Linked DNA regions of Mus musculus: regions 1, 2 and 4 are each linked to region 3. Evidence: chromatin loops called from intact Hi-C (ENCODE). Cell type or tissue: heart. All regions are shown on one strand. Region 1 has its middle 55 kb from the start of Gm35701. Region 2 holds the start of Ube2uos (a long non-coding RNA gene). Region 3 overlaps Ror1 (receptor tyrosine kinase-like orphan receptor 1). Region 4 overlaps Ror1 (receptor tyrosine kinase-like orphan receptor 1).

Region 1 (8,000 bases), 170 kb after region 3:
AACACCTCAAAGTGGCACTACAATGTCTCCTCATTGGTCAGTCCACACCTGCAATTCTATTGCTTCTCCAATAGGAACAATCGAGGAGGAGGTTTAACCATCAGACTGCAGGAGCAGGTAGCCCTGGGGAAGGGGAAGAGTTGCTGCTATCACAGCTCTGGCTGCTGAGTGGACCACTGAGCTAGGAAGCCCAAGGGTTCCATCACAAGCAACAACCAACCCTCACCTCTACTGAAACAGTCTCAGGACAAAAACCTGTGCATTTTCTTGGCCACAAATTTGGTTTTACTAGTTATGGACAAAGTCTGTAGGCCATTCTAAGAGCTTCTGAGAATAGTCGTGTGTGTGTGTGTGTGTGTGTGTGTGTGTTTCTTTAAAAATAGGTCTTACCTACAATCAAAGTGATCCAAGACCAAATCAACCTTACTCCATACCCCATGCATCCTCCATGTTACTTCAGTCTGAGTCAGTGACATGGTGAAATATTCTTTCTTTGGCTGCAGCACGGTCCCCTGGGCTTTCATCAGGGTCTTCTGAGAAGTGCTTTAGCCAGTTACTCTAGTCTATTCTTGTGTTGCTATAACAAAATAGCTGGTGCTGGATAATGTAAAAAAGAAAGGTGAGTACTTGATTTTTATTTACATTTTCATTATTACTTTCATTTTTTATAGTCCAGCCATTGTCCCTCTTCCGATGCCCCCTCCCACAGTTCATCATTCCATTCCTTCCCCCTGTCTCCAAAAGGATGCCTCCCCACTCCCACCGCCAGACCTCCCCACTCCCACCGCCAGACCTCCCCACTCCCACCGCCAGACCTCTCCACTCCCACCACCAGACCTCCCCACTCCCACCGCCAGACCTCCCCACTCCCTGGAACATCAAGTCTCTGGAGGGTTGAGTGCATCTTCTCTGACTGAGGCCAGACCAGGCAGTCCTCTGTTGTATATGTGTCAGGGACCACAGTCCAATGTCTGAGAGATCTCAGGGTCCCTGTTAGTTGAGACTGCTGGTCTTCCTATGGGGTCATCCTCCTCCTCAGCTGTACTTGGTTTTTGATGAGATGGTTGCAAAGTTCAAACAGAATGGCTTCTAGTCTGACAGAGGGTCCAACTAGAGTATCCATCTTATGACAGAACATTGCAGGAGTAGACGTGAGGGAATGCGAGTGGTGAGAAGCCAAGCAGGAGACTTGGGAGAGCAGAGCCGGCTCCTTTTTAACATGCCTCTATTAAAAAAGTAATCCACCAAAAAGGCCTAACACACCCTTCAACATATCTCCTAAAAGGGAACATCCTGTGCCCCCCAGTGGGTCCCACCTTTCATTTTGTCATAGTGGTGACTAGCCTTGCAGTGCATGATCCTTTGGGAGACATATTTGTCAACTAAATCCAAACCACAGGAGCACTGATGCTCAGTGTTTGTTTTTGTCTACAAACAAACCAAAAATAAATATTCATGTTTCTGGCAGGAGCAGTAGCTTACTGCGTCTCAGGCGGAGGTTCTGTGCAGGGCAGGCAGGATAAATAGTGACTAGGAAGATAATTGGTGTGGTCATCTGCACTGCAGAGATTCTAGCATCAATGAGTGATCAGCGCTGATCTTCCAGAAACAGGATTTCTTTTCTTTCCTTTGTATTTTCAGAAAGTTTTCTTTTTAAGCGTGTGTGAGAGAGAGCGTGCCTGCGTGCCTGCGTGCGTGCCTGCGTGCCTGCGTGCGTGCCTGCCTGCGTGCCTGCCTGCGTGCGTGCGTGCGTGTGAAAAGAAGCTTGAAGAGCATCAGCTCCCCCGGAGTTGGATTTGCATGAGCCGCATGCTTTGGCTGTTGAGACCCCAAGTTGGTCCTCCACAAGGGCAATGTGCACTCTTAGTGGCTGAGGCATCTCTCCTTCAACGTTTTACATGTTTTTTCTATCAAATTTAAACTGTTTTATCATTAGTAAAACAATTAGAAATGAACTCTAGTCCCTTTGCTCCTCTCTCTGGATCTATTCTATTAGGCACAGCTGTGAGCTGCATGTGCAGGGGACTCAGGCCTCGAGAGCTCGGGGTTTCCCGCAGGGCAGGAAACCCTGTAAGCCTCAGTTTCCCCACTTAGAACTGAATACTTCTGTTGCCTTTCACTACAGAGAGTCCGTCACGAGTGCAGTGCTGAGTGCTGATTTTTCGGGAACTCTGCCTCTCTTACTGAGCGGTGTTTCACAAGAGCGTTTCCAAGAATTGAACTTATCAGACAAGGAGGCAGAACAGCTTTGTAGCCCTTTTATTTCCTGCCAGATGAAATCTCAGTTTGTAAGAAAGTTGGGTCCCGGAAGAGCTACAGGAGGAGTAGAAGTCACAGGCAGCCGCTCTTACTGCCATGAGCCGCACTGCAAAATCCATTCCCAGCCCTTGGCCAGCAGTTGGCTCTGAATGGCAGGAAATACGGATTAAATAGAGAAGGGCAATGAAGACCTACAGTGTGCAGAGGTACAAGGCTGGGAGAGGGGAGGGGGCCAGAACTCTGCAATGTGGGCCCAGCACTTTGGTCAGGAGGTAAATAATGCCAGGAAGAAAACTTTAGCAGATTCACGCTTGCTGCTTTTATTCTTTAAGAGTACCTCTTACTTTTACTTTCTTTATTGTTTTTGTGTTTAACTAACATACAAAGTAGCAGACTTCTTTCTCTTGTTTTCATTGAGTTTAGTTTTGTTTTTCTATTGGTTGATTTTCCATTGCCTGCTCCTCTCCTTCATCTCTTTGCCTACCCTCTCCACTTGCCCACTTGCAGTCTTCTGGATTCCCCTTTCCACTTTATATCGTCTTTCCCAGCCCACCCCCACCCCCCCATGGACCTCTTCCTAGTTTCCTGACCTCTCTACCCATACTCACTTCTACATAAATAAACATATATAGAAAATTAGACACCAGGATCCACGTATGAAAAAGAATACTTATCTTTTGAATGAGTTAATGAAAAATAAAATAAAATGTATTTCTCTTTCAGAGCTTGGCTTACCTCGTTTGCTATCATACTTTCCTGTTTGATTTATTTTTCTGCAAATTTCATACTCCCATTTCTCTTGATAGTTGAACAAAAGCCCACTGTGGGAACTAGAGAGATGACACAGTGGGTGAAGTACCTGCATGAGCACACCATACAAGCAAGGAAGCCTGTTACAGCCCAGACCCGTATTTAAAAATTAAAAAAAAAATACGCATGGTAGCATGCATCTGTGACCCTAGTGCAAGGTGTATGGACATACAGGATCTCTGAAGCTTGCTAGCCAGGCACTCCCGTCAATAAGTAAACATTGGGTTTAATGAGAAACCATGCCTTAAAAGACAAGCTGACAAGAAATTGAGAGAGACACCCAAAGCTGATTCTGGCTTCCATTTGCATGGATTCACACACACACACACATTTTCACCATACATTCATGTGTTGACGGGCATCCATGTTGACCCCATTTCCTTGCTATTATGAATAGAGCAGAAGTGAACAAGGCGTGTTCCTGTGGCAGGATGTGGAATACTTTGAGTATATGCCTAAGACTAGTATAGCCAGATCGTATGGTAGTTCTATTCATGCCTCATATCTGAAGAAGTCAGAAGAGGGCATCAGGTGCCATGGACCTGGAGTTAGACAGCTTTGAGTTGCCATGTGCTGTGAATCAAACCCAGGTCCTGAGCAAGAACAAGTGCTCTCAACCACTGAGCCATCTCTCTAGCCCCTTAACTTGACTATTATACCAACAATGCTTTCTGCTTGGTATACCAATAACTTAGGAGGTACATTAAAAATATTAAAGGCTCTTAATGAGTTTTATAGATTACTTTTCATTAGTATGCTGGAGCTAGGAGAATATGAGTTTTCAAATGCGATCTTCCTAATAAGTTGAACCTCCTAGCAAGATGTAATGATGCTCTTTCTCTTTTTGACTGGCTTGTCTTTGACGTTGACTTTGTTCTATGCTTGTTTAATGACACTTGGGGAATCCCAGTACTTGAATAGCTCTGAGACACTCTCCTGAGCTGAGACAATGGGCTGAGCCTTTGAGAACCTCTCAAGCAAGGATTCAGGAGAGTGATGGCTGCCCTACAGAAAGGTATGTGATCCAGGACAAGGCACCTCTGGCAGGGTAGCAGAGAAGACTCAGCCACACATTGTCTGCTTGCAATGTTCTTGGGTAGTTGCAGGAATGGGAGCTTCAGTCCCTAAGCAGATAGGGGAGAGAATTGACAGATGGGTCACAGTGGCGGGTATCACTTCCTGCTTATGCTGCTCAGATCCACTTCTTAGGGAAATGTCCTGAAAGCAGGAGTTTCAGGATTCCAATGGATTATCTCTTCTGGAGGAATTTAAAATATGAAGGACAGCAGGCTAAGCTACCATACTGCCTGCTGTTCCTTGTCTCAGGATGGACCAAGTGCCTCGCGTTCCCTTCCTGTACAGCCCAGTCCCTTAGTCATCGCCAGTGCAGCTGCAGGCTGGAGGGCTTGCCTGACTGGTTGGTTCTTACTCTAATCTCAGAGAGAACAGAACCCTGGGTCATTCTGTACTCATGGAAGGACTGCTCCATTTAGACATTTCCCTCTAAAATTGGACCTAAAAAAATAAATACCCAACAGGGTCATTTGCATCCCTAATTTGTCTCTTACTATGACCATTGTGTGACATAAATCACTTCTTTCTGGTAGGACTGGGTGCTAGTCATGAGCAGACAGCAAGATGGGGTGTTCCCCTCCGTGAGTGGGCTCCTGAACATGCAGACTCCAGCAGTGTGGTGACGGAACCCTCATTCTTCAGGCAAATACTTGAGAGCAACCATAAGGAGGCGTCCTGCACAAAGTCCTTGGTTCTTCTTGCATGCCCAGTGCTTCTCTCGCTTCTCACGTCCTGTGGTAATGGTGTTTCTCACAGTAACGGCTGACATCTGGCCTCTAGCTTTGATAACCCATCATCCCTGGTGACATTAGTTACTCTTGTCTCCCAGCAGCAGCTCTTGTCTATAGATGACAGCCAACACTGAACTTCCAAATGACTGCTGGCCTTCCTTTGGGCAAGCAATCGCCTACTGTTTCTACAAGTGGAATGCCGTTTGAGGTGGCTGTGTGGGTTTGCCATCTTCTGGTGGACGTATCAGCCTTGCATAGCTGTTCATTCTAGGATTCACACTTATAGGAGCCATTTGCTAACTCCTTCCAATATACTCCATGCCACACTAACTCTGCTACTTAAACTTCAGTCGCTGTGAATTATGGCCCTTTCTAGCCATTGAGAGTTACCCTGAGAGTGTGTTAGCACTGTTTCTCAGAGGCCTAGTCAGGGGGAATGTCCTAGCAACAAATTTTAAGGTCTGATCCCTTCCCACCCATCTACTTAGTGGCGTAATCTCAGGATCCCGTTCCACATTACTTTCCCAGTTTCTGTTGACATATGTTGTTTAGGTTCTACAGTTTCTCTGGGGTATAGCTCCTTTCTTCCTGCAAACATTTTCATGGCTAAGATGTCCTGTAATTTCATCCTATTGTTTTCTTGTCTGGTGGATAAGGAAATAGGGAGATCGTGTGTTATTCTGTGAGGTGGAGGTTTTTGCATTAGCTGTGGTGATCTACACACCAAGCTATATGCAGCCCAAAGATTGCCAAGAACATCCACCAGGATGTACTCCTACCACGGCTGAGGGTTTTGTCCCTACCTGATTGCAGTCAACATTAGTGGAATACCTCTGCATGGCTTCAGAAGCCCACTGCTACTCCTAGGATCCATTCTGGATGTTTCTCTAAGCTCTTCCTACTTCAGGCATCAGGAGATGAGAGTTAGGCCATGCTTCTGAACGTGGTTCCTCTGCTTGCCATCTTCTTTCTCTAAAGCAGGGATGGGTCTCAGCCACACCCGCCCAGTTCTGCCCTCTTATAGCTCCATATTCCCCCACCACTGCCTTGCTCACACTTGTCCATCTTTCCAGGCACCATGGGGAAACTGCACAACACTTCTACCTTGTGACAGAAGCCATCCGTGTGCCACCTACCACCAGTGATGGCATTCTTGTTGCCAGCTCAAAATTTAGCTTAAATTTTTTTTTTATCCATACCCGTGTCCTTAGATACTTGAAGAACCTCTGCTTCAGGAGTCAGATTTCTTGAGAGGGAGACTCAACACAGTCACTGGTGTGTTTGAGACACTGAGAACCCTAAGAGGCAAACGAACAGGATTGGGTAAGGATAGAGGCCAGCATGCTGAAGCGAAGGTCTAGGCAAATCCCAGGTAGACCTCTGTTTGGGTGACCTTCAGAGCGATCCTGAGGTGGGGGAGGAGGCTGGCAGGATTCCAGTGGATTTGTGACTCATCAGCTTCAGGCTCCTTCAGAAGAAAGGATGCTCAATCCCTCAAAAACCTTTGAAGTTGAAGAGAAGGAGGGGAAATGAAGCCTCAGTCTGAGACTGTGGTACAGACAGGGATCTTCTTTAATGAAGGGGCTTTAGCCTGTCCAGCCTAAAGGATGGCTGTAGAGAAAGGAGACTCAGTCACCAGGAGCTTAGGATTCACCATTGGCTGGAATGCTGCAGGATGGAAGCTAAATCAGGAACAAAGTCACTTCCTTGCTTCTGCTGAGAGCAGTGACACGCAGCCAGTGAATGTACGTGTGTGTGTGTGTGTGTGTGTGTGTGTGTGTGTGTAAATTCCTCATTTAAAAATTGATAGTGTGTGTTATGCCTGAAAACACTGTTCTGAATTCCTCCCTCCCCTCCCCCTCCCCTCCCCCTCCCCTCCCCCTCCCCTCCCCCTCCCCCTCCACCTCCCCCTCTCCCTCTACTCCCCCCCCCTCTCTCTCTCTGTAAGTTCTGCATTAAAGAACTGAGAATGCTATGGTATGCCTGAAACTCATGTAGATGGGGAAATAGTGACGAAAACCAGAAAATCTATGCTTTCAAGACATTTGCAACTAAAACATGTTTCTGTTGAACTTATTGTATCTGTATTTTCCAAACTCACATGGCCACAAAACTTGTGACTTTTCCTGATCGCCCACTGATGTGCTTCAGAACATTCTGCAAATCACAGTCTGGAAGACCATGAGCTCAGTTGAAACAGGAGCTTGGTGATCTCAAGGCTTTCTCCCGTCTCTGAACAGCCAGTTTTAACCAGGACATTGATGGCTGATTCCTCATTATACTCAGGAAATTGAATGAAGCAGTAGGATTATTATTAAAAACAACCTTCTCACTCTGCAGAGTTTCCATTGAGAAACAGGCTCAGAGTAACAGCAACTAAGTAGTAGATTTGTTCCAAGATCTAAGGACAGAGATGACTGACAAAGACATTGTCCCCGAAGGAGGTGACATGCTGTGGTGGAGTTCAGAGTGCCTGTGACTATTCTATGAAGCAGCCTGCTCCTGAGAGGGAGGAATATGATGAGTGACCAGCCTTGAGCCTGCATTTGTCCACGCACAGCCTGGACATCTTCCCTTCCTGAGAATGGCAGAGAGAGAAGCAGGACCTGGGCCTGGATAGCAGTCACTGGGGAAGACAGAAGGTTGGAAGGGGACTTCAGGATTGGCTCAAGAGCTATAAGGACTGTCCTGGCAATACCTACTCATATAGTTTTAGTGAGCCTAGTTTATTCCTCTCTGGCCTCCTGTCTTCTTAGCAAGATGAGGACAGTAGTCATTCACACCCCATAGGGACTCCATACGCATCAAACAGGAGAAAAAAAAGCCATAAAAATTAAGCAAGCAGTGTGCAAAGAAGGATCTTAGGAGTTACTTATTCCTTCACAAAGTACATTTCAAAGAAAGCTAAACAAACTCCCCCAAACTTTCCACTCTTAGGGCTATTTTTATTTTGTGATTTTCCAAGCCTCAAAACGAAATTGGAAAAAAAAAAAGGGAGAAGAGAAGAAGAAAGAAAGAACCCTTGGCGGCTGCTTTTTATATGGTTTTATATGGTTTTATAAGAGTGGGGATGAAATAGAAATCATGATAGCACAAGGCCCCAAGTTTACATTCTCAGAGGGAGGC
Region 2 (8,000 bases), 310 kb before region 3:
TCACTGCCTCACAGTGCTTGTGGGACAGTTTTATAAGCTATGGCAGAAAAGTGTCCCTCCATGGCTTTCATCACATAATCCTTTCTCTTCCATAATGTAATTCTTTTTCTTGAAAATTACAGTGTTGTTTCCATTCTGGGATTTGTTTGTTTTTGCAGTGGTGGGGATAGAACCCAGGGCCTGGTGCCTGCCTACATTCCCCCCCCCCCCCCCCACACACACACAATGAAGCATGATAGAAAGGCAGAGAGAGAGAGAGTGTGTGTGTGAAGAGATGGGGTGGGGTGGGAGGAATAAGAATAGAGAAAATACTCCTCTCCTAGGAATTCAGTTGAAGCCCCTTGCCAGCAGGAAACCAAGAATGCCCAATTAACAATTGCTTAAAGCCTTTCTCGTTTCCCAGCTGTAAACCTGTAATTTTCTAGGAATCTCCCCAGAAACCCCATTTGCAGGGAAAGGACGCATGTGTACTAAACTCCTTGTACAACCCTAGGGACTCTGGTTTCCCTTTATCAGATTATAATTCCATCCAGTCTTCCTCCTGAACCACTTTACAATCTCACTTACCAAAGGAGAACAAAAGGGGGCCTGGATCCTCAGAGCAACCTTTTGAGATGTAACTTGAGAGTCACCAAAATGGATAATACGGAGACAATGGCCATGCTCCGTTGAGAAGCCTATGCCTTCGCCTTATTTTTCCTGCTTTCTCTTGAGAAACATGTAACCCACTCAGGTGTATTTGTCTTGTAATTCTCATGCTTAAATCTGTTACAATGTCTTTAACAAATTTTCCAACATTGCCTCATCGTGGGCACTGAAGCCAGGCATCCTGGTTTGGCCTGATTTAGGTCTCTCAAAATCTAGGAAAATTCAGGCTCTCGTGTGTCACTTGGTCCCCCTATCACTGATAAGGATGTACCTACTACTTGTTCTGCCTATGCAGAAGTCGACTTAAAAGTTGCCCATCTTCTCTGCATGGACTGTCGAATCCAGAAAAGACGGTACAGCTTCCACTAGTGTGTTCTGTTTGCATACAATACTATCTCATTCGGCCACAGAGCACCTAAAAGTCGGGTGAATATTCTTTGCTCATTGGTAGGGATGAAAGATGGCGTTCCATTAGTTAAGCCACTAGCCACTTCCTTCAATTTACTTACCTGTATGTCGCAAAACTAGCACGGGGCTAAGGAGCCGCTAACTTCTGACATCATGGTGATCCCAGCTGTGGCTGCACAGTTATGATCACCAGGGGAGCCTTCAAAAACTACCACTACCCAGTCCTACTGCCAGCTCTGATGGAGTTGGTTTGGGTGTGCCCTTTGTGTCGGAATCTTTACAAGCTCTCCAGGTGGCTCTAATGAGCAGCGGTGGCTGAGAGACTGGGCTCTGCAAGCAGGCGCACTGCCTCTGGCCTGGAAGGAAGGGCCTTTGGAAGACTCAAAGAATGAAAGTCTCCTGGGGTGAAAAGCAAGCGCCCCCTGATGCCGGAGGCTGTTTGGTTTGCCTGCTGACAGCAACAAGTACCAGGAAGCCTCCACTCAGCGCTGCGCAGCACGCTGCTCGCTGCTCGCAGCTCGCAGGAATTCCTTTCCTGGAACGTAAGCATTTCCGTATGGGGATCATATTCTGTCGTTAAAGAGCTGTTCCTACAACCATATGCATGGGTTTTCTCTCTGCCAAACCCTTTATTTGACATTTTATAGTGACGGGCAGAGAACAGTGGGGTCACTGGTACACTTCTCTATCTGATTTCCTGTGATTGTGAATGACAGTGACACACATTTCAGAAACTCTGCTAATCCTTCAGGGTTTGACTGTAAAGTCTCACACTATGCTGTGATGATATGCTGTCGTATTGTAAAGGCAGGATAGTGCCATAGGAAGGAAATATAGAGCCAGCCGTCTAGTCTAAGACTCTGGACCACAGTGCTAATAATTGAGAGTAGGCATGTGCACTGAGCTCTGGGCATGAGGCACACTCAAAGTGTTTCAGCCCTATAATGTATGTGATTATTCTCATTTTATATAAACAAGGCAACTGGGCCAAGGAGGGCAATAGACTTACCAATGTCACACAGTTAATGATAACAAAGATAAGTCATGGGAATTTGCCTCCAGAATTTACCTTCCTTATCAGTTTGTGAGATTTTCTCCTATGTAGATGACCTTAGTTAAATTACCTGATTTCTCCTAGTTTTATTATTATTTTTACCTGAAAAAGGGGATGGGGGTTACAAGAATGTCTAGCCCCTCAGGCAGATGTATTGCTATTTATGACATATATTAAGGTGTTCAGTAAATAAATATGGTTTGAATAAATCAAGCAATGATGAACTGGGGTAGTTAAAAGCATAGTATATACAGTCACACTCTAAGACTGTATTGTCAAAGAATACATCTATGATTGTTATGGACTTGATATCTAGACATAGCTTTTGTGGCTCGAAAAGCTGAAAAAGTGTTAACACCTAAATCAAAATTCAGCAACCTCCTATCCATAAAACGCAAAGCTCTTAGAAAAGCTGCACGAGATTTTAATAATCTCAGCATCGATAAAAAACAAAAGTGTATAGATGAAGTTAAAAGAGGTTTCCTGAGTATTTGTATTCTGAGTCATTGAAGAAGCATTCTACAATCTGAAAGCTTTATCTCCATTACTGCCAGAAAATTAGGCCATTAAAAAAAGAGGGGGTTGGCCCTCATCCAGCTGCACTATCAGAAGACAACGAGGCCAGCAGAGTCTGTCAGGGCTCCGTTTACGTTTGTAAACTAGGTGCTGGCTCTTTTTGAAGGAAGACTCTTGGAGCATTTTTTATAATGATTCCATGGGAAGAAGAGGCAGTAGGCTTGTGAAATCTGCCATCCAGGGTTAGATTCAAAGTCTCAGAAATTCTTCTGGGCTAAAGATAACCGTTCCCAGGCTCCTGCTTTCCCAGAGGATGAGTTACAGACGGGGTTAGTGACGGGCAGATGAAGAAACAACGTAATTCAGCACGCTGGAGCCAAATGCTTGTGAGGGAGGAACCATTATCAGGGGGAATCACCATAATTTCCCTCCATTTTAAAATCATTTTTTTTATTAAGAAGCAATCATTCCCAAACCTTCTCAAGTTTTGGCATGATTGTGTCTTTTGCCTAGGGTTATTAGGTTTCTAAGGCCCACTGTGTATTTACATGCTACCATCCTGCAAAAATCTGTTTTTGTTTGTTTGTTTGTTCTGTTAGGAGGAATTTGCCTCCTAGTCCCTAGAGCTAATATCTCTCAACACCAGGTTTTTACAACAAATATTTATTGTCCCCAGATCCATATGTGTCCCTCCATAGTTTGCACACAGTAAGTGCTTGACCTGATTGGCTAAAGGTGCATAGGGCCTCTAGGCTTTTAAAATTAATCACCCACAGACTCTAATATCACAAAAAATTCTCTGCACTGACAGTGTTGCTGATATCTGTGTTATCATAATGATTTTTTTTTTTACAACCACTAGTGTGTGTGGATGATAACATATAATCACAAAATACTCAATAACCAACTTCCTGCAAGAGCACGTGACTTCTTCAACATGATCTCATTTGGCCCTGTAACTGCTAAGCTTAGCAGTACTTTTGCCTTAACTTATGCTTAAAAGAATAAGTGCAAGCTTTTGCTATAGTTAGGAAATCTTTACAATGAGACGATGAATAGTGAGACCCAAAATCAAAGCGGTGACCGCGAGGGAAGAGAGGGCCAGAAGAAGTATAATGTTGCAGGAGATAAACCAAGAATACAAAAAAAGAAAGATTAAGAGGTGTGGTGTTGTTTTCAGAAGTCTCAGACTGAAGAAAATGCAAATATAGTGAGCTGCCAGTACCTAAGGCAGAGAGGGAAGGAGGGAGATGTTTGGGAGTGGGAGGGTGAACTAGGTTCAGTATACCTTAGATGGCAAAGCCTGCTGGATATGCAGGTGAGTCTCATGGCTACACACCGGCACTGCTGAAGAGGGTCTGCCTAGAGATGTGGTTTTGGCGGTCGGTCGCTGACTAGGGAAGAACATGGTAGGGACTCTCAGAGAGATTGGGAGGAGGATGGAAAAAAACGGCCTCACTGAGGAAAGAGGCAAAAGAATACTTAGAAAGAAAGAAAAATCCTCATGGGTGCAGGGTACTGTACACATCAAGGAGAACGTAGACGGTAACAGCTAAGAAAGAACAGGGCTATAAAAAGCCAGTGCAGACTCGGGAATCTGCAGTCCCTTCTAATCTCACAATGTCCAGGGCCAATTTGGCAGGAGGGCTGGGGCAAAGCCACATTCTCACTTGTGTGTGGAGACTGGATAGCCTACTTTGAGGCAAACAATGACATATACTCTAAAAGTCTAGTTAAATGGAACCAGTTGTCTAGCTCTCAGAGTCTGTCTTTGTGGTCCCCAGAAAATGTTTTCTTACATTGATGTAACTGAGCAACCCTCAGCTTTCAATGTTTTCCGGCTGCGTTTGCTCTGCACTCTACAGCACTGGCTCTGGCTTAGAGGATATCTGCGTTTGAAATGGAAAGGTCCACCCTGCTGCGAACCCTCCTTTCTAGGGAGAAGGTCTTAAGTAAACCTCATAAGATTAAGAACTCCCATCAATTGCCTACCCTTCCTTCTGGCTTTTAAACAGACTTCAGGTCGGGGCTCTGCACAAAAGAACTAAATTACTAGTTGTTGAGTGAAGAGTATAGTACAGACAGCCAATAGAACCGTTTACTGCTCTTATAGAGCAGATATGTGTCAATTAGTTTTGAGATGACAGCAAGACAAACCAAGAAAAATCAACAGATTAAAAGATTAAAAAGGACACATAATAAATAAGGTTACATCAACTCACATGGGTTTCTGGAGTGTTCTGCGACTTTTGTCGTGGCTATCTGAGACCATGTCTTGTAGTAATCATTAAATGAGATTGTTTTAATTACCCTGAAAATATAAACAAAAGGCCGTATTTAATTTGTAAACTTGTCCTTAAAATGATCTGATCAGAGCACAGGATTCAGCTAATATAACGCCAATCTAGACTGATACAAAACGTATGACACTCTCTTCTCTCCTGCCTCCTCTTCCTCTTCCTCCTTCATCTTCTTGTTTCTTTCCATTTTTTTTTTTGAGACCAGAAATTTGTGTCCCTGGAAGGTCTTGATCTTTGTGTATTGCAGGCTGGCCTGGAACTCACAATTCTCCCGCTTAGCCTCCTGTGTGCTGGGGTTACAGACATGTGGTCCAATGCCAGGCTTTAGACACACATCTCTAAGACTCAGACACTTAATAAATGAACCAAACACATTGATCTCACACTGACAAGTATGACAAGAAAAGGCAAGCCATCTCACTCATTTTTAAATAACAAAAGTAGATGCCCACCTATGTGCACACTGTAAAAAGAAATCAAAGCTTTAAGACATCTTCCTCATGCCGATATATAAGAGTAGCTTTAAGGGAAGCACTCGAGTTGTAGTTTTTATTCTATAATAAAGCTTTCTTAAATGTCATAGCAGATGTATTGTGATTGTTTTTCTTTCCTCTTCTAGGGAGAATAAAGCATCGGAATGGAGATTAGTTTTTACACAGCGCTTAGCCCCTGTGCCATGGAGATACTCACCCTTCTTTTCCTCCTTCTACACTTTTCTCTCTGTTCCTGTCATTAGGGCCCTCACAGGGGAGTGAAGGTGGCAATGCAAAGCAGTAGATGGCAGCTGTGGGACACTCGAAATAACTGTGCCTCTACATATTTTTACTCTAAACTTGTTGAACATAGCAAATTACAGCTCTGTAAATAAAGTAACACTCAGAGATAATGTTCAGCTGTGTGAAATCACCAGCTAACCAGAGCGAGTGGATGCTTAAGTGTCAGGTGTAATAGCCTTGATGTCTGTTTTCCAGTTTTTAACTTCTTGGTTCTTTGGACAAAGAAACACATTTTCAGTTAAAACAAATATATTGGTACTGTTTTTTGTTTGTTTGTTTGTTTTATGGATCCGCCGTAGTTGCTTAAGGTAAATATTTGGCTCAATTCTGAAATTAACGGGGCAATCTTTAAATGAACCAGTGCCTTCGCCTGCCATAGTTTGAGACACCTGATTTTAAGACTAACAGTTTTCAAGTGTGTTATTATTTTTCCAATCACATGTAAGTAGAACTCTGAAGCGGGGTGAAAAAAAATCAATTAACCATCACTATTACTGCTTCCAGCGCTCGCTGGGCCAAGGTTCACACTACCAAAAGAAATGCTAAAGTAACGTAAATTTGCATGAATTTGCCCCTGAAATGTTTCAGCAATTTGCAGCAAGGAAATGAAAGGCTACCGTATAAATGCTGCATGAAAAATCTTGGGATCAATTTGCAATCACAGTTCACTTAGCAGACAACAATGACCCAAGAGGAAGGAAACTGTCAACACACCGTCTCACGGAGAAAATATACTATCCTTAGGCACAACGGTCTCCATTGTCTTTTGTCTGTTTGAGGATGACCCATGACCCTCTCCCTTCCCAGGGGTGTCCTGTTCAGTTTCAAACTGTTAGCCCTCCGGGGATTTCTTTTCTTTCTTGCAGAATAATTAAAAATATTACCGTAAAAGGTGTAACTATGGTTAGCTTGAATACACAGAGAAGAATATCTTAAATATTTGTATTTCCAATTCTATAAAGCAAACAGTCCTTTAAAATAAAAGGACAGTAACTGTATTTACTATCATTCAGATAGTCTATGAAGCTAATGAGATAAACGACATAAAAATATGTTTGTAGTCCCCACCAGTACCAAGAACATACTGAGTACTGTCTCCCACTGAAAAAAGGAGGAAATATAAATTTGTAAGTTTAAACTGGACACCAGAGCTGATTTTTCTGTTGAAATAAGACATATCCCCGGGCGAGTGAAGGGAACAGCTTTCTCTGCTCCCATAATAAGGTGCTGCATGGTTCAACATTTGGATAATTTGATACATTGACCATACTTCTTTAGAAGTGGCAATAAACAAAAGAATTTGGAGTAGGGTAATAAAACTTTTGTTTGAAAGTCATCAGGGAGTCATTTGGGGTGCAGTGTCTGCAAAAAGGAGGGAGGCATCCTAGGCTTCAGAACAGCCTCAGCCATATTTGGCGGGGTGGGGTATAGTGTGTATTCATGTGCACACAGAGGATCTCCGAGTAAGGGAAGTTAGGCATGGGGTAGCTGAGTTCAGTGGAGAGTTCTGATTGAGAGCAGCTGGAGGCGCTTCAAAAGCTTGGTTGTCCAGGATCTTTGCATGTAGGCAGAGCGTAGTTGAAATTGGTTGGCAGCCTTGGTTTATCAGAATGGAGAGCCATCAGTGGTTCCCAAGTAGGAAAAGAAAGGAACCTGGGGCTTGAGCAAGGGTTTCCTAAAGGGATCTCACATATGGGGGAGAGGAGTTCTATAAGACTAACCGTAGGATCAGTTAAGAAATAGTAATGAAGGCGTGGACTCCCTTAGAGTTAACAGAGGCAGGAGCATTTGAATTGTTTGGAGGAAGATAATAAAAGTTTTGTTTGAAAGTCATCGGGGAGTCATTTGGGGTGGGATCTGCAGAAAGGAAAGTGGCATCCTAGGCCCAGAAACAGCCTCAGCCATACTCGGAGCTGGGGTTAGGAACAGGTACAGACAACAGCATGATAACACTGAAGAAAGAGCTGATTGGTTGGCTGGTGTGTGAGCCACAAAGGAATGTTGGGGTCAAACACTTTCCTGAAGTCCAGAAGACGACTAGTTTTCTATTAATAGAAAACATTGTGTGGGACTGAAGTAAAATATGAATGTAATTTTAGATGTGGCTTTAGGTGACACTATGACAGAGGAGCCAAAATGACCTTTAAGGATCTGATGGTGAAATTCGGAACAGAAAAGAGAGATTGAAAGATGAAGCCATTACGAAAACCAATCTCCAAAACAGTGTTTATAAGAGGAAGGGCAGACACCAACTTAAAGGGAGCCAGTGATGGGAAAAGGCGGGCTCACTGCCTGCAA
Region 3 (8,000 bases):
CCACTGGGCTTCGATGAACCAGTCACTGGGTACGTAAGGTGGTGAGGGTGACTGTGAGGACCCTGCTAAGCTGAGGCCTGCTGCCTTTGTGGTGTGCAAGCTACCATCTCTTCTTGCAATTGTCCTTGGGTTGCCTTTGTCATTCATTGGTTCCCTTACACCTTGACACTCCAAGGGCTCACATGAGAATACAGCATCACCACCCCCAGAGAACATGTTAGAAATGCAGACTCTCGAGCTCTACCATAGCACAGCCAACCCAGATAAGGCATCACTGCATGATTCTCAGGAGAGCCTCTTGTGCATCCAAATTGAATATAGTACTGCTCTCATGAACACAAGGTGTGTTGAGTAGTCAATTCAGAATGTGAGATGCTGATAAAATATCCATACTGGCTGCTTGGTTATGATTACTGAATTGCTTCAGTCTTTGATTGTCTACTCAGGAATTCTGCCAGGACTGAGTCCTGGTGCCTGGCATACAGTAGTCTTCAATAAATATTTATAGGAGGAACTGAAGATAAATTATCTAATAAATTGGTACGTTCATAAAGTCTCCCCTTGTTCCTACTGTTTCTTTCCTCTGGAGAGTTAGCTGAATTTATACATGGAAAAAAATAGAGAATAGTGCCAGACAGATACCAAGCGCCGGGCCTGTACTAAGTGCCCTATTAACAGGGTGTGGAGGAGCTGAATTCATGCTGGTGCACTTTGACTTTAAGAGGTCATACATAGCCTGGGCCACCTTGGAACTCCGTGAGAAGGTCGGCTAGTTGAAGGGAAGGAAGAAGACTACACTCCGAAGCATATACTAACGCATAGAGAAATTATTCCAGAGGATTCCAGGGAAATGATTAAGTGTCCAGGAGAGGTGGGTTGACAGGTCACTGGCTGTGGTATGTAAACTATGTTTGGCATAGTAGCAAGAAGCAAAGTACTTCCTCCTATCTGTGTCTGCCTCTTGTCTTACTTTTGATATGATGATAAGGGAGACAGGCTAATGAATCATGGTGGTGGACAAGGGCCTGACAGACAAGCTTGATCAGTCCACAAAGACAGACACTTTAGGTTCAAAGAGAGCCTTAGATCTTAATGAGCTTCTCTTGCTAACCACCTCTCCTTGCCTTTGCCTTGCTCGTTCCCATCAAAGCCAGCTTCCTCCTTGACTTCACCCTGACAAGCAGGAAGCTTTCCATTGCTCTGTCATAGGATGCAGGTTCCCTCCCCACTGCCAATGCTGCAACCCCAGGTGTGCTGGGGGTCTCTACCTCCCGCCAATACTCCCCTTATTTGGCAGCTAGATGTTATTTTGATATTTAATTTTTGTCTATTTAATTTTGCAAATATACTAAAAACTTCCATCAGGTCAGGGTCTATCTATATCATGTATTTCTTTGAGATTGCCCATTAATGCCTAAACATATGTAGCATGTGCTGATAGCATGTACAAATAGAGGAAAGAAAGCTAAGAGGTGACAGACAGTTTCCCCGTGGCATTTAATAAAGTAGCAGAGCCTCTCTAACAACCTCCGCATGCAGTGTCTTAAGCTTCGTTTGCCTCTGCTAAACTTAGATTTAGCAGTTGTTCTAGAAGATTGAGCCATCTCATTTTCTCTACATTCTTAGGGCTCACCAGATCACAAAGGAAGCATTCTCTGGGGCAAGTTTTAAGTTATTGTATCATTTCTGTATCACAAATACTTAGTGACTACTCAATAATTGCCAAGGACTATGTTAAATGTTTAGCCACATTAATCATTATGACAGCATGACGGTGCTGGCACATAAGATCTCCTCCTGTATCAAGAAACAGACTCAGTACTGGTCACTCAAGGTCACAGAGTCAGGAAGCATGTGAGCACTTACCTGTGATCCTCCTGTCACCAGGCATCTTCATCTTTGGGGAACTACTGGAAAGATTCTCTAATAGATCGGTTATCTAACGCAATCAAATCTACTCAGTGAATATTGTACATAGGAAAATTCTACCTTTAGGGTAATCCAGCACTGGCTATAAAACATACTCTCTAGGCTGGCTTTTGGCATAAATGTCAAGGACAAAATAATTTTTTTCTCTGATTAAAAGAAAACGTTCTCAGTGGCAGCTATTAAATTCTGCAACTAAAGAAAGAGGGCATTCATCCACACCGGCTCTCTTTGCTCCTTATTCACAATGCTAAGCTCCTATTAGTTGTAAAAAAACAAAAAAGCATTTTTCAACATGTAAATATAATACAGTCCTGCCCAAAACAATGTTAATTTTTTTAAAAATTATGTATTTTCTTAATACATGAAGAAAACCAGCTCTACACTTTGACCCCAGGCACTGAACCATCATTTCAAAAATGTTTCAAAGCATTCTTGTCCCATTATTTACTCTCTAGATATTCCTGTTTTTTGTAAGAAGTGTCAGTTTGAAAATAAGAAAAGAAATCCAGATATGCATTAACAATAATTAATATTGACCTTTCAAGACTAAACGGTTGCATCTCCTTATCAGACTTCGCCTTTTCCCAATGAACAGTCAGACAATTTTTGGATCTTTATCCTTAGGCCTGCACGGCCCTGTCCTCAGATCCTGGGAAGCAGGTGAGGTCCCAGGACACTCTCTGAGCCCTGGCTGCCTGTGAAACCATTTCACACACTCAGCCTCATGCCTCACGACTTGTGTGGGCAGCATTTGGCCGTCTCTCTATTTACACAAACTCCCTAACGGTCTGGCACCACTGACGTCTCAGAGGGAGGCACAGTACATAGAGTGTTTCACAAGAAAATCTTTAAACAAAAGGAATTAAAGAAAATCCCTGTTTAATAGTGAGTTTTTAACCAAGCTCCTAAATTCTCGAGAGCAGTGAAATATTAACTTTCCCCAAGTGGGAACACAGAGCTCGCCTTGTTTCTCTTCATACTCTTGGGTCACAAACCCTCCGGAGAGGAGCGTGCTCCTTCTTAAGAACCTACTGAGATTCCTCATCAGTAGTGGTTGGGAAAGCACAGGATTTGGGCTCACACAGATCTGCGTTCAAATCCTGTTTTCCACCCTCCTCGTGTCTCAAGGAGTTAGTGTATAAATCAGGGATGAAAGTGGTAATGACCTCACTGCTCCTGGATTCTGCAGCAAAAGGTGTCCGCTCAGAGCAAGCACGCAGTGTGGGGTGGCTGAAATACAATCAGCCTGCTGTCATCTGGACCTTTGAAGGGACCTTTCTTCAGCAGAGAGCAGGAAACAGTGACAAAGGTCAGGAACCAGCCCTACTCTGTGCCTCTGGCTCTGGTTTAGTGCCCCCTTGTGGCTACCCTTCCTAGCCCTCCTTCCTTGCCTTTGTGGTAAACCAAGCAGTACCTAAGTCATTCAGGGTCATTCCATCAGAAGGTGCTGTGGGGGATCTGCATTACAGAGTCACTGTTTTGTGCTGTCTGCTAAAGGCTGAATTAGTGTGATCAACTTGACTGATCACACCCTCTTCCACAGCACTGTGGGTCCCAAGTGACTTCTCCTTACTGCCTCGGCATGAAGCAAGGAAAAACACACCCTCCGTCAGTACCCTGTTACAAGCCCAAGAGGGTTCTAGAGAATCCCAGGGCAACCATTTTTCTTGCCCATGTCCCAGAGCCATGGTGGCATTCCACACAAGAGGCCTGCTTTGACCAGGAGCAGGTAGCAACTCTAACAGCCTGCCACATTCCCCACTTCCAGCCACAGCCATTTCCTGTGGCCAGCACGCTCCCCGCATGGTCTAGAAATCCTTTGCCACATGGTTCCATTTGCCTGTACGTTCAACCTTGATTTTGTGGCATGTACTCGTTTTGGCTATGTAAGATGTTGACTCACTAAGGTGACACGATGTCATTTCTGCATCAGTTTCCATGAAATAACATATCATATAATCATGTTGGGGGGGGGGAGGTCTCACTACAAAAAGTTAAATTTTTTGATTCTTTTTTTATTAGATATTTTCTTTATTTACATTTCAGATGCTATCCCGAAAGTTCCCTATACCTTCCCCCCACCCCCCGCTGCTCCCCTACCCACCCACTCCCACTTCTTGGCCCTGGCATTCCCTTGTACTGGGGCATATAAAGTTTGCAAGACCAAGGGGCCTCTTTTCTCAATGATGGCCGACTAGGCCATCTTCTGTTATATATGCAGCTAGAGACACAAGTTAATTTTTAAAAAAATGATTGGAAGTTAAATACAATTGGTGGATATTCAATCATGTGTCTAATACAATTAAATGAGAAGCCATTTTATTTTAATAGAATGAATAAAAACTTAAAAGTATACACTAAAAAATCAAAAATAGAGTTTGTTCAATTGTAGAATTATAACTGTAGAATTTTTTCCCCATCTCATTTGCTTAGGTGTTTTAACTAAGATATGTTCTTCAGTTTTTCACTCAGCAAACACTTGTACCTTCTAAGTATCAGGCTTGTGGCAATACCAACATCACTACAAAGCCAACTTAGCCTGAATGACCCCCACAATATAACAATGGTACTCAACCTGTGGGGTCATGACCCTTTGACAAAACTCTGTCTCCATAAGTATGTAAGTATTTACATCATGATCATAACAGTAGCAAAATTACAGTTATGAAGTAGCAATGAAAGCAATTTTATGGTTGGGGGTCACCATAACATGGGGAACTGTATTAAATAGACACAGAATTAGGAAGGTTCAGAGCCACTGAACTGGTAGAGTTCACAGAGATCAATCAAATAAGTATACAAATTCATCCTTATAATCAGGGACAAAAGCCACAAAGGGAGGACATGGGGTACCAAGAGCAGTGTAAGAGAGGGTCAGTATCTCTGACTGGTGGGCTAGATTCAGAGAAAGCACCCTAAAGAAATAACATAGGGCACCAACTATGGACAGAACTGAGGCTGAAGGGAACTGAGGAGGAGGAGGCTCTGCAGGCAGGGGACCAGTACAGGCTCGCTCGGTTGGGGGCTGCCAGTGCAATGACCACCCAGGGATGAGCATCTGATAGATGGATGGGCATAAGGCAAAAAGCAGTGGGGACTTCTGTAAGAGAAGTAAGGGTTTCTGCCTCTGTTTATAACACAGTGGTAAGCGTAGAAGCAGGGGGTGACATGATCAGGGTTGGCCACAAGGGTGACTGTCTGCTGGGCAATGTCAAGGGATCCAAGCAACCAACCAACCAACCAACCAACCAACCAACAAACAAACAAACAAAAAGGATGTAACACCAGGCAGTGGTGGCTCATGCCTTTAATCCTAGCACTTGGGAGGCAGAGGCAGGTGAATTTCTGAGTTTGAGGCCAGCCTGGTCTACAGAGTGAGTTCCAGGACAGTCAGGGCTATATATACAGAGAAACCCTGTCTGGGGGGGGGGGGGGGAAGGGGGGAGATCCAGACTGAGACTCGGTGGATGTAGCAATGCTGGCTGGGGTAAGACCTTGGAGCCAGTCAGGGCTCTCTCCCTTCTCTAGTTTCTGCTGAGAACAAAGTGAACAGCAGTGCCTGGGCACAGAAAGACAAATTCCACTGGCACAATGTTCAAAATGCTATTTTATCTCAAAACCTGGAACCAGTGCTTTGGAGAACAAACGGCAGGTGTATTTACATTAAACATGAAACCCCTTCCGTCCTGTGTTTGTGAAGCACACAGTCTTTTCTTCCCAGCTTCACTGGGGGTTGCCATCTACTATCTCCAATTACCACGCTGCAGTACTCCCCCCCCCCCGCCCCGTCCCGACAAATCTCCTCCTCTCCTCCCTTACTCCTTTCAACCCTTTTTGCAATTATATGCCAGTTGCTTCTGCACCCACAGAAGTATCGGGGCCCCCACAAAGCTCTTCTTCTCCCCTTCCCACCACAATGGTGTCCAGATCACAGGGATCAGGTTGAAGTTATTGTTCCTCCTGAAAGAAGGTTTCTGAGAGCCTCTCACGTGAACATCTCAGCACATCAGGGCAAGGAAAATGGGGGTGGGGGAGCTTCTTCTAGTGGTGGAGGTTAGGAATAGACTGGGGATAAAAACAACCCCACCATTCTAGGATGTTCCCCCAGAGAACGAGTGTGCAGAACAGAATCAGATTCCTAGAAGAACACATGTCTCATAGAGAGGGATCCCATACTGTTTCTTACCAAACAATGCCATTAAGGCATAATCCTTCCCTGGGTATGACTGACTCACTCACTAGCACATTACAGGGTGCTTAGTATCTTCAGTTCTACTAAGTAACAAGTGCCAGGAGGAAACACTCCTCACACACCACACCCTCTGCTATCCACTTCACCCTGCACACCAACTAGCAGCGTTTGTCCCGCTTCTGCCTCAGACTGGAAGCTGTGCAGGAATGACTGTACCAGTACTCAGAAATGTGGTGTCAGAATCAAAACGGGATTTAAAGTCTGACTTTGCCACTTGTTAGTTTAATGAAGATGTGGGCATACCACTCAGCCCTCAGACACTCTATGTCCTCATCTTTTTAAAAGAAGATGTTCACATGGGGACTAAATGAGATAGCCACTCTCTTGCACCTGGTGAAGGGGAGGGGGCATTCTGGTCCAGTTCTCACTGTGAAAACACTGCCCCCCACCCCACCTCCACGATGCTTAGCAACCTGCAGAGGCTCACTTAGATCCAGCTGTTCTCCCAAGCTGGGTTCCTTCATCTCAAAATGTGCTCATCAGCCCTGTTGTACAGAAGCAACACTGGGAAGAAATCAAGTCCACCTAGGACAAATGAAGAGCGAGAGGGGAGGAGCCAGGGCAGATTTCAGCCAATGTTTCCTCTAAAGGTTGACTGTATCGATCACTTCTAAACTGACCTTTGAGAGAAATTGCCCTTTGTCAAGGAGAGAGGAGGACCTTGAGGGTCCTATATGAACAAAATATTTGGTGCTTGACCAAAGCAATAGAGCAATCTGGAAAAAAAAAAAAAAGATTTGTTGACTAAACTTTTAAAAGCCTTAAAAGTCATGCAAAGGTATCTTTACTATCTACAAAGAGATTTCTGAGTTTTCAGTTTCTCTTTTACTCTCTCCTTTCTTCCCTCCCTCTCTCCCCACCTCCCTTCCTTCTTTCCTCCATCCTTCTATCCCTCCATCCACCCCTCCTTCCCTTCCTCCTCCTCTCCCTCCCTCATCTTCCTCACTTCCTCCTTTCCTTCCTCCATCCCTCGATCTATGCATCTACCCATCCCTCCCTCCTTACCTCCCTCCTACTCCTCCTCCTCTCCCTCCTCCCTCCCATCCCTTCCACCTTCCCTCACTTATTCGCTCCACCTCTCACTTCCTCCCTCCATCCCTCTATCCCTCTATCTCTCCATCACTCTGACTTTAGAGAAGTCAGTTTGAATTCAGCACCCAGGCATGGGCATCCTGCTTTCTTTCTCCTCTTGGCAGCATCTCTTCCAGGGAGCTCAAGCCACAAAGACACCCAGCCAGGCGATCTGAACTCTCAGTGTTGGGAATCATCTCTCTCTGTGTGGCTGGACTGAAACTACACTTATTATTTATCTGGACTAAAAATCCTGTGTTAATAAAGTGATTTCCCTTCTGGTCCCACCATCCTGAATCCTAGGTTTATTTCAGGGTTCTGGTTGTTCAGCTATACTAAAAAAAGAAAGTAAGAGCTACTAAAGTCTGATAATTTTGACCATGTATTTCCAAAATATTTTGTATATACTTTTATTTTAAAGGCATATAATGAGTTAGATACCATTGTGATATCGTTTAAAAGGAAGACTATTTTAGCTATTCTCCTTCCTGCTCATGTCATCTTTCAGCCACATTGATCCATCCTGGCAGCTGCTCCCAAATCTGTTTCTCTTTCACATTCCATGTGCTCACCCCCCCACCCCCCCACTTCTCATCACCTATTATTACCCTCGCTTCTTTTCCATAGTTTTAGGCTTTACTTCGATGGTCCTTAACCTCCCCAATGCTGCAACCTTTTAATACAGTTCTTCATGTTGTGGTGAGCACCACAACCATAAAGTTATTTCCTTGCTACTTCATGACTGTAA
Region 4 (8,000 bases), 86 kb before region 3:
TCGCATAGAGCTTGTGTTCAGTCTTGAAATAGAAAGAGTTTGTTCCTCAAAGAAGGGGAAGGGTGGGTATTGGCAAAGGAAAAACAAAACAAAACAAAACACAAAGCAAAACAAACAAAACAGGGAGAATAAGGGCAAGCCAGATAGAAGAATAGGAAATACTAGAAGATACAGAAATCCAGTCAGAGATACAGAGGCAAGACAAAGGGGACTAAAATGAAATAAGGCTGGAGAGGCAGGAGGAGCCAGAGCGCCTGGGCTTCATTGTGCCTAGGCCATAGGATCATAGATTAGACAATGCTTAGCATATGGCAAGCCTTAATTAATGCAGCAACTCCATGGTGAGAATCTATTCCCCACATGTACATAGGAAGCTGCTGTCTGCACGCACAGGCAATTACAAGCGTTCTGAATGCTGGGTCCCGAACCCCACAAGCATATCAAATGGTTGTCCAAAAAGGTCATCCAACCAATGGCTCTGATCAGTCCTGGCTTAGGCAGAATCAAATCCTCCAAATAAGGTCTACTAGAATGCACAGGCAGGAAGGTCAGAAATGGTCCAGCCTCACATCTTGAAGCGTTTTCACCATGTGGAACATTTTAAATGAGGAAGGGAAAAAGAAAAGAAAAAAAAATCTTCTTCAGAAATTATTCCAAATAATTAAATGTTAAATCATCACAAAGCAAGCTGGGGATTATTTCAGCCCCTGCCTCGTCCTAATGATCTAGACAGCAGTTCATCTCCAGGAAGATCAGGCCAAGCTATGGGTGAGCTTTTTTTCTTCCTTCCTTCCCTGGCCCATGTTTTCCACTTGGCATACCTTTGTCGATTTCACTTGAAGTGTTCCAGGACGAGGTAGGCACCAGCTCAGCACTGACTGACAACTCTGTTTCTGCAATGAGAAATATGGGGAGGGGGACAGAATCAGGGCATTATTTAATAAGGTCACTTCCGGGTGGGCAGAAGTATTATATTCTATGGGGTTCCCTTCAGAGAGGGACTGTCCCAGTACTATGGCTGTGTTTAAGGGAGGCAGCTCCAGTGATCAGCAAAGGCCCACATCTCAGAAGCTCTCCAAGCTCAGCAAGCTGTAGGCCAGACTTATACTTTACAATTCTACCCTGAGGGTTAAAATGGAAAGAGCTATGTTTACAGAAAACTTTACTAACAGAGACAACCGCATTTTAACAAATAGTGTTGACAAGAAGACCGGCCTTGGACTAATTCACTCAAAAGTCTTATCAGAGGGAAAACAGACAACGTTGTCCTGATTGGTGCTTTTGTTCACTGAATTTATGATGCTGTGAACAGAGAAATTCAGTTCTCGACACTGGCTCTGAAGTCAAAGCAGATAAAAGCAGAGTCATTTGTGGTGACTACACTTAACTGGCAATTTTCAAAGCCACTGTAATTGAAAGCAAATATGCAAATCAAGCATCTGTAGGACATAATGTACTATGAAGATTTAAAAACTTCTCAGTAATAGGCAATGCTACACATAGAATGGTTTTGTTGTTTCTGAAAAGTTCAATCCATGGCAACATTTTACGAACATATTTTAAATAGGGTTGTTATAACACCTTCTTGGGCTATACACAAACAACACAGAGACAATATCATAGAACATTTGTGAATCTGAGAAGGCCAGGGTCATCTAATAAACCACATATAATGTCATCCCACCTTCCATCCCTTGCAAACATCATGAATCTATTATGATTCTTTTTTGCCTATTAAGCTTGACATCTGTACTGTACTCTTTTCAAGACAGTGTATTTTAAGTAGCCACTAAAACCAGGTTTTAATTGGAAGGCAAGCTGAACTTTAATAAGTAGAAGACCAGACATTGGAGCATAGTGCCTGGCTCTACCCACAAACATCCCAGTGGCCCAGGCTGCCTTGTACTAATGGGTATGAGTCCCACCTTATCTCTGGCTTCACCTTTCCAGAAACAAGCACTTTCTTTATTTCCTTACTTACTGTTGAGCATCCACCCAATGACTAGAGATGGTATATGTCCTTGTCATTTTACCAGGGACTAATGTCTGCCCACAGAAACCTTGCAAAGGTTAATTCCAGCCTGCCCATTCATCCAACACTGCAGAAACACATGGGCTATTTGGCAGACTTGAACATTTCCACAGTCCTGGAACACCTAGGACTGCAGACACACACCACACACTCTGCCCATGGCCCGGGTCTGCTTCTTCACCCTGAGATAAAGCCAGCATAGATTCTTTAAGGTAGTAGTTTTCAACTTGTGAGTCACAACCCCTTTAGGGGTCAAATGACCCTTTCACAGGGGCCACATATCAGATATCCTGCCTATCAGATATTTACATTATGTTTCATAACAGTAGCAAAATTATAGTTATGAGGTAGCAATTAAATAATTTTGTGGTTGGGAGTCACCACACCATGAGGAACTGTATCAAAAGGTCACAGCATTAGGAAGGCTGAGAGTCACTGCTTTAAGGGAAACTGAAGGCAAGTGGACATTATATCTACCAGTACGTTACACTCTGATTAGCTCGTTTCCGGCGTCATGGCAAGCTGGCAAAGGGACAGTGAGAGAAGAAAAAAAGCATGCTGGGAAATGCTTGCATGGAACGGGTCTTCTCTCCCTCCCTTCGGAGGTTCCACTTCTTTTCCTCCTGATTGCTGCAGACACCTGCAGGTCTAAGGACACCAACACACTTCACTCAGGATTTCTGTCTTCGTGGGACCTTCTCATTCCATGTTCTTCCCCTAGAAGGAGCCTTCCCGCCACAAGTCCTTTCTTCCCGTCCCTCTGTGTGTCATCCGCGGTGCCAGTCACCTCCTTTCCAGTCCTGCCCAGCCTACATACAGTCCCACTTTATATTTTATAGTAAAAGTCTATTATGTAGTAAGGTCATTTAAAAAAAAAAAAGTAAGGGACTCAGGAAAGCAGCCTTCAGTCCTGCTGTTCCGACAGGACTTGAGAATTTATTATTGAGTTTTTCTAAACAAAGGAAGCCTTGGTTAAGAGATGGAGGTAAATTGTACCGAGTGTTTCCTAAAGCCCAGTTGATACAGCAGCAGTTTTGGAGAATGAATGATCAGAAGGAATGAAAAGACTTGCTTTCTAGAATTTAATGCCTCTAAGTTCACTTGTTCATTGATCCAATGCCTATCCATCCATCTACCCACTCAACAAATATTTACTGAGCTCTGTCCCAGATGAGCCCAGCAGTAGCGCACAAGCTCAAGGCAGCGCTTGCTTCACAAAGCTCGGGGTCTGGAATGGACACAGAGAAATAAAGAATTGAAAGAGTATGAAATAGTGCTGTCAGGGGCTGGGATGGGGGAAGGGTGAGCAGAAGGTAGAAGAGCCAGTCTGGACCCAAAATGCTGCAGCTAAGCCTCCTGTGAGTCCTGGCAAGTTCAGTGATTAGAAAGGTCCGTCCTTGATCTTTTGATGACCTCTCTGGAGGCTGTCTATGAGGAAACAATTGCGAAGACTTGGTGAAGCTGTTACCCTCTCTCTTGTTGCTAGAGGAAGGGCAGTCTCCAGTGGAATATCTGTCCTGAGCATAGATCTGTCTTTAGCTGCACAACTTGGGCACTTCAGAGAGCCTTCTGTTGGAAACAGGGAGTCTTGCCTGGGTTATCTAGCCCTGGTAGATTTTCAACCAGCATGGGGTCATTTGTGCTTTTTATCTCCCTAGCAACATTAGCACCTGCTAGGGTTGGAAGGTTGACCTAACACATTAACACTTGTGCAGCGGGTTCTCAGCTTTCATTTCCTTTTACCGTCTCATTTGTACTTGGTCATGAAGAGACAGAAAAATCATTGTGCATTCAGCACAGTTCTATGAAAAGTTTGATGGCCTCGGCTGAGGTCTCAGGATAAGGATTTGAGCTGGCGGGCTAGCATCCTGACACTGAGCCACAACCACCAAAACGTTTTGTTGTCGCTGGTTTTGGAGATGGGGCATTCATTGCTAGGTGGCACAGGATGATCCTGAAGTCACCATCTTCCTACCTCAGCCTCCCAAGTACTGAGATTACATATGCTAAAATTATAAACATGTAGTGTGCATGGATATATATATGAGGATTTGTATGTGTGGGGTACAAGTAGAGGGGGTACATGTGTGTATCAATGGATGTACATGGGTATGGAAGTCAGAGTTTGACATTGGCAGCCTTCTAAGTAACTGTCCATGTTCATTACGGCAGCAGGGTCTCTTACCTAACACACAGATGGCTGAGTCAGCTCATCAAGCTAGTCAGCTTGCCCGGAGAGTCTCAAGTTTCCTCTTGAGAGCTGGGACTACAAGGGGGACATCATACCTGTGTAGTATTTTACATGAGTCCTAGGGATGCAGACTCCAGTCCTCACACTTTTGTGGTAAGCACTTGTTCCACTGAGCCATTTCCCTAGCCCCAAATAATACAACTAGATACACCTCTGTGAACCAATGTAATAGTGACATCAATAAAATCTTTCTCGTGTTGGAGCCTCAAACAGCATAGTTCTGTTCTAAGCAGCTTAACTCACAACAGAGTTTGACAATTGAATAGAAATAAGAAATAAGTAAAATGGCAATTCAGTAATGCTCAATTTACTACTAATAAGGCAAAACCCAAACTAGAAGTGCCTTTCTACATTAACATGTCAGTCACCTTTACATTTCTCTTGCCATCAATGAGTGGTCTCTCCCTTTCACTCCAATTAGACAGCAGATGTCTTGGGAGCAGGGAGCAGGAAGCAGGACTCAGGCATCCTCTGTGCCCTCTCTGACTTCAGGCAGCTCTAGGCAATGCCAATGTGTGCTAGTGCAGCGGGAAGCAAGGGGCAGGTTTCTGAGTTGGACGATTTCAAATTCTGGCTCTGCCACAACCTGGCCTATGACCTGGGGAGAGTTACTTCACATCTCCAGCACCTCCCTTCTTAAATGGACCTAATTGTGATGATCACAGACTGTTCTCGAGACGATCTGGAGATGAGTCAGATGTGTCAGCCTTCAGCAAAGGGGCTCTGATGACAGTAGATAAAAACTGTTACTAACTACAGACACAGCCAAAGGGTGTTCAACTCCCAACCCTAGCTGAGGAGTGTGTCAGCCAACAGAGATTCTTGGACTGGGCTTTCTCAATCCTTGAATCTCATGGGGGTGAGTCCGACATATTTCATAGCCCAACACTGGTCATTTTCAAACCACTTGGGTGACAAGCTTAAGTGCTGATATGCCTCCTAAGGGAATAAATGATAACAAAATGAACAAATGAATCTAGAACTTTGAAGCGATTTAAAACTCTGAAGGAAAGGGAATTCCAGACTCTTTGGGCTGTGCCTTCCGTGCTGAGATAGCTTCGTGGTTAGTAACCAAGAAACAACCTGGTGTTTCTAGGCGGTCTTTCAAAGCCAAATGTTATTTTCAATTTGGAGCCCCCACCCCCAGCCCCTAATTGCTTGGCCATTAGTTTTGACGCGTGGATTTTAGGCTGGTTGTGGAAGGAGTGCGGCAGAACCGTCTTAACCATCTTCCAGGCTTGCAATGATGGGGGTTTTTGTGAAGCCCTTTGTTAGATGGGCAAATTGGGCACATCCTAAAACTCAAGCCATAATCTACGTGAGGCACAGATAGCGAGAAACAAACCCCCTTTTCAGCCGCCATCCCCAGCCACTTTTAAAGCACTTCCAAAGAGAAGCCCACTTTGGACGCAATTGAGACAGCTATTAAGATTCCAAGCACCTCGAGTAAGACAAGTACCTTGTATTTAGATCGCACTTTCCTTTCAGGAAAGTCAGTACACAGACCAGGCATTATTAGCTCGTGACTCCATATGGGAAGGCCCAAGGCCCAAGATTATCGCCGTCTGATTAGATTTGAGGAAACCCAGACTCAGGCAGAAAGCTTGCCTAAGGTCCCCTGACATGTCATCAGCTGTCAGCAGAACATACCCATGACTTTCCGTTCCCAGCTCTGCTTCAGTCTGGCTGCTGAGAACACTGGCAGTGAGTGCCTGTGTCACTTTTGAAATTGAAGGTGTGTGTGTGTGTGTGTGTGTGTGTGTGTGTGTGTGTGGTTTCCCCCTAAGCTCCATATTGTCAATTCAATTCTTGAAACTTTCCAACAGGTGAAGAGTAAAAGGTGGTTGTGGGGAAGTTTTTACACATATATTGAGTGTGTAATTTGTATCTTCTGGCTGCCTGTGAAAATCACATTTAAATTAATGGGATTGAGGGGTCCCAGGATTAGTACAAATTATTTTAATCTGAGAGGTAAATTCAAGAGGGTTGCTATCATCCTGCAGGATGTAAATGGTTTTCCTTCAGCCACATCAGGCTGGACATGCAGCATCAGGAGAGCTGGTAATTTAAAAATACTTAATTTGCCTCAGATGGTTTCAGTTTAAGTGTTTTATCTGTCCAGACTGGGTTTCCTCTCCTGTGTCTTGATTGGGGAGATCAATAATGAGAATTAAATACAGAGTAACATTAAACAAAGTCCAAACTGAAGCCAGGATCCCTCCCAGAGTCTCTTTTGAATCCCACAGTATTATGCCACCTGTTCCCTTAAGGCACTTGGCACTTTGTAAGGTGACCAGAAGGGTTTTGAGTATTCTGTTTGTCACCAAGTATGTGCATCATGAGGCTAGGGATGAAGTTTTATGTTATTCTCAGAATCTGCCAACTCAGAACTCAGTCAGTAGCCAGCAAATGTGTCCTAAAAGCCACACATGCCTGGACGGGCTTTGGGAGCTATTATAGACCAGCACGGAATTTATTTCTCTGAGGTAGTGTGGTAGACTGTAATGTTGACCTTAGGCAAGGCCCGTGCCCGAGTCTGGCTTTCTTCATGTCCAGCCAGGATACAATTGTGTTGTTTATACATTTTGGCTGGTGGTTTCAGAGGGATTTGATTCCAGCATGGTAAGGTAGTCATGCTGGAGCAGGTTGCTTCATTAATGGCTACAGGAACTTGAGAAGGACCTTTGTCATAGAGCCACTGAGGTGGAACCTAGGATGGTTATTACCTTCGAAGACCTGTCCCCAGTGACCCATTTCTGCCTGTCAAACCCTCCTACTAAAGGGTCCTCAAACATGGGTCTACAAGCTGTGGAAGAAGAGTTTAAAATGTGAGCCAGCACAAGACAGTTCAGATTCGAACAATAATTAGTGTCTTGGGTCTTGTGAAATGTTGGATTAACACCTATTCTGCGTGTTGGCTCTCCTGAGAGAGAAGAGAACTTATCTAAATACAGGGGTCCCATAGCTTATTCCTCCCTGGACCCACATCTTTTTCAGTGATCTTCAATGAAGTGATGGAGTGTACTTCTGCACCATCAAATCTAGATTGCCTGTGACTTATGTTAATTCAGAGTTAACAGAGATCAGACTGGCTCAGGGAAGATAAGAGATCACACAACCATGGAATCAAAGGCTGAATAAATGCTTACTTGACATCACTAACTTTGGGATGATTTGATTAATAAATTATGAGCAATGACCACTTACAATAAGAAAAGAACACGGCTCAATAAGCTTAGAAAGTAATCGAAAGCTAGAAATCCTGAAAATAGGTGAGGTACATCAAGAAGGGCAGCATTTAGAACATGGTTCTTATATTTTTAAAACTCTGTCTTAATCTTTCCCCTTAAAGACAAACAAACAAAAGAGACCAGACTTGAGGGGTTCGTGTATGTTCTGAGGCAAGTTCAAGGTTCTAAAGTAAACGCTGTAAAGAAGTACCTGTCAATGGTGTGAAGTGCTATGGAGAACATCTGAGAACAGAGAGTCACCCCAGTCTTGGAGGACCATGTGTAGAGAGCTTCTGTGGTCATATTTAAGAAAGGAAAAGGCAGGAATCACTTTCAAATGATGATGGACCAATACAGAACTCAAAGTCTAGTCAAACTTGGTGCCATGACTGTTTCCCTGTAATAAGTTTTATATCATACCCTCAGGAGATGAAGTATATATGATTTTCCATGTAATCAACATTTGATCTTAATGTCCATTTGGCCA

The links. Hi-C counts contacts between places; a loop is a spot of excess contacts. Peaks named below come from ENCODE experiments on the same cell type or tissue, not always from the same donor. Only the 100,000 strongest peaks of a DNase experiment are listed, where the experiment ranks them.
Region 1: it touches region 3 in a loop (1.8-fold over the local background); 3 of 42 quality-filtered maps call a loop at or near these places.
Region 2: a loop joins it to region 3, with 2.6 times the contacts of the local background. A loop is called at or near these places in 12 of 42 quality-filtered maps.
Region 4: it touches region 3 in a loop (1.8-fold over the local background); 3 of 42 quality-filtered maps call a loop at or near these places.

The regions. Positions count from the first base shown.
Region 1 is chr4:100,036,391-100,044,390 of GRCm38, reverse strand. No RefSeq gene overlaps it. Among named protein-coding and RNA genes, the nearest start is that of Gm35701, 55 kb to the left of the region's middle. In heart, no CTCF peak of the experiment used is centred here; a DNase peak (open chromatin) is centred at 4,450.
Region 2 is chr4:100,521,192-100,529,191 of GRCm38, reverse strand. It overlaps Ube2u (ubiquitin-conjugating enzyme E2U (putative)), which reads right to left. Exons shown (of 10, transcript NM_001033773.4): 7 at 4,849-4,937. It overlaps Ube2uos (a long non-coding RNA gene), which reads left to right and starts at 1,303. Exons shown (of 2, transcript XR_867958.2): 1 at 1,303-1,598; 2 at 5,546-5,966. In heart, no CTCF peak of the experiment used is centred here; no DNase peak of the experiment used is centred here; H3K4me3 peaks cover 935 bases; H3K27ac peaks cover 2,551 bases.
Region 3 is chr4:100,209,767-100,217,766 of GRCm38, reverse strand. All of the region lies in intron 1 of Ror1 (receptor tyrosine kinase-like orphan receptor 1), which reads right to left. Among named protein-coding and RNA genes, the nearest start is that of Gm12701, 94 kb to the right of the region's middle. In heart, a CTCF peak has its summit at 3,294 (motif pointing left); no DNase peak of the experiment used is centred here; H3K27ac peaks cover 133 bases; H3K27me3 peaks cover 868 bases.
Region 4 is chr4:100,295,773-100,303,772 of GRCm38, reverse strand. Ror1 (receptor tyrosine kinase-like orphan receptor 1) reads right to left here. Exons shown (of 9, transcript NM_013845.5): 2 at 822-893. Among named protein-coding and RNA genes, the nearest start is that of Gm35760, 94 kb to the left of the region's middle. In heart, no CTCF peak of the experiment used is centred here; a DNase peak (open chromatin) is centred at 4,972; H3K27ac peaks cover 672 bases.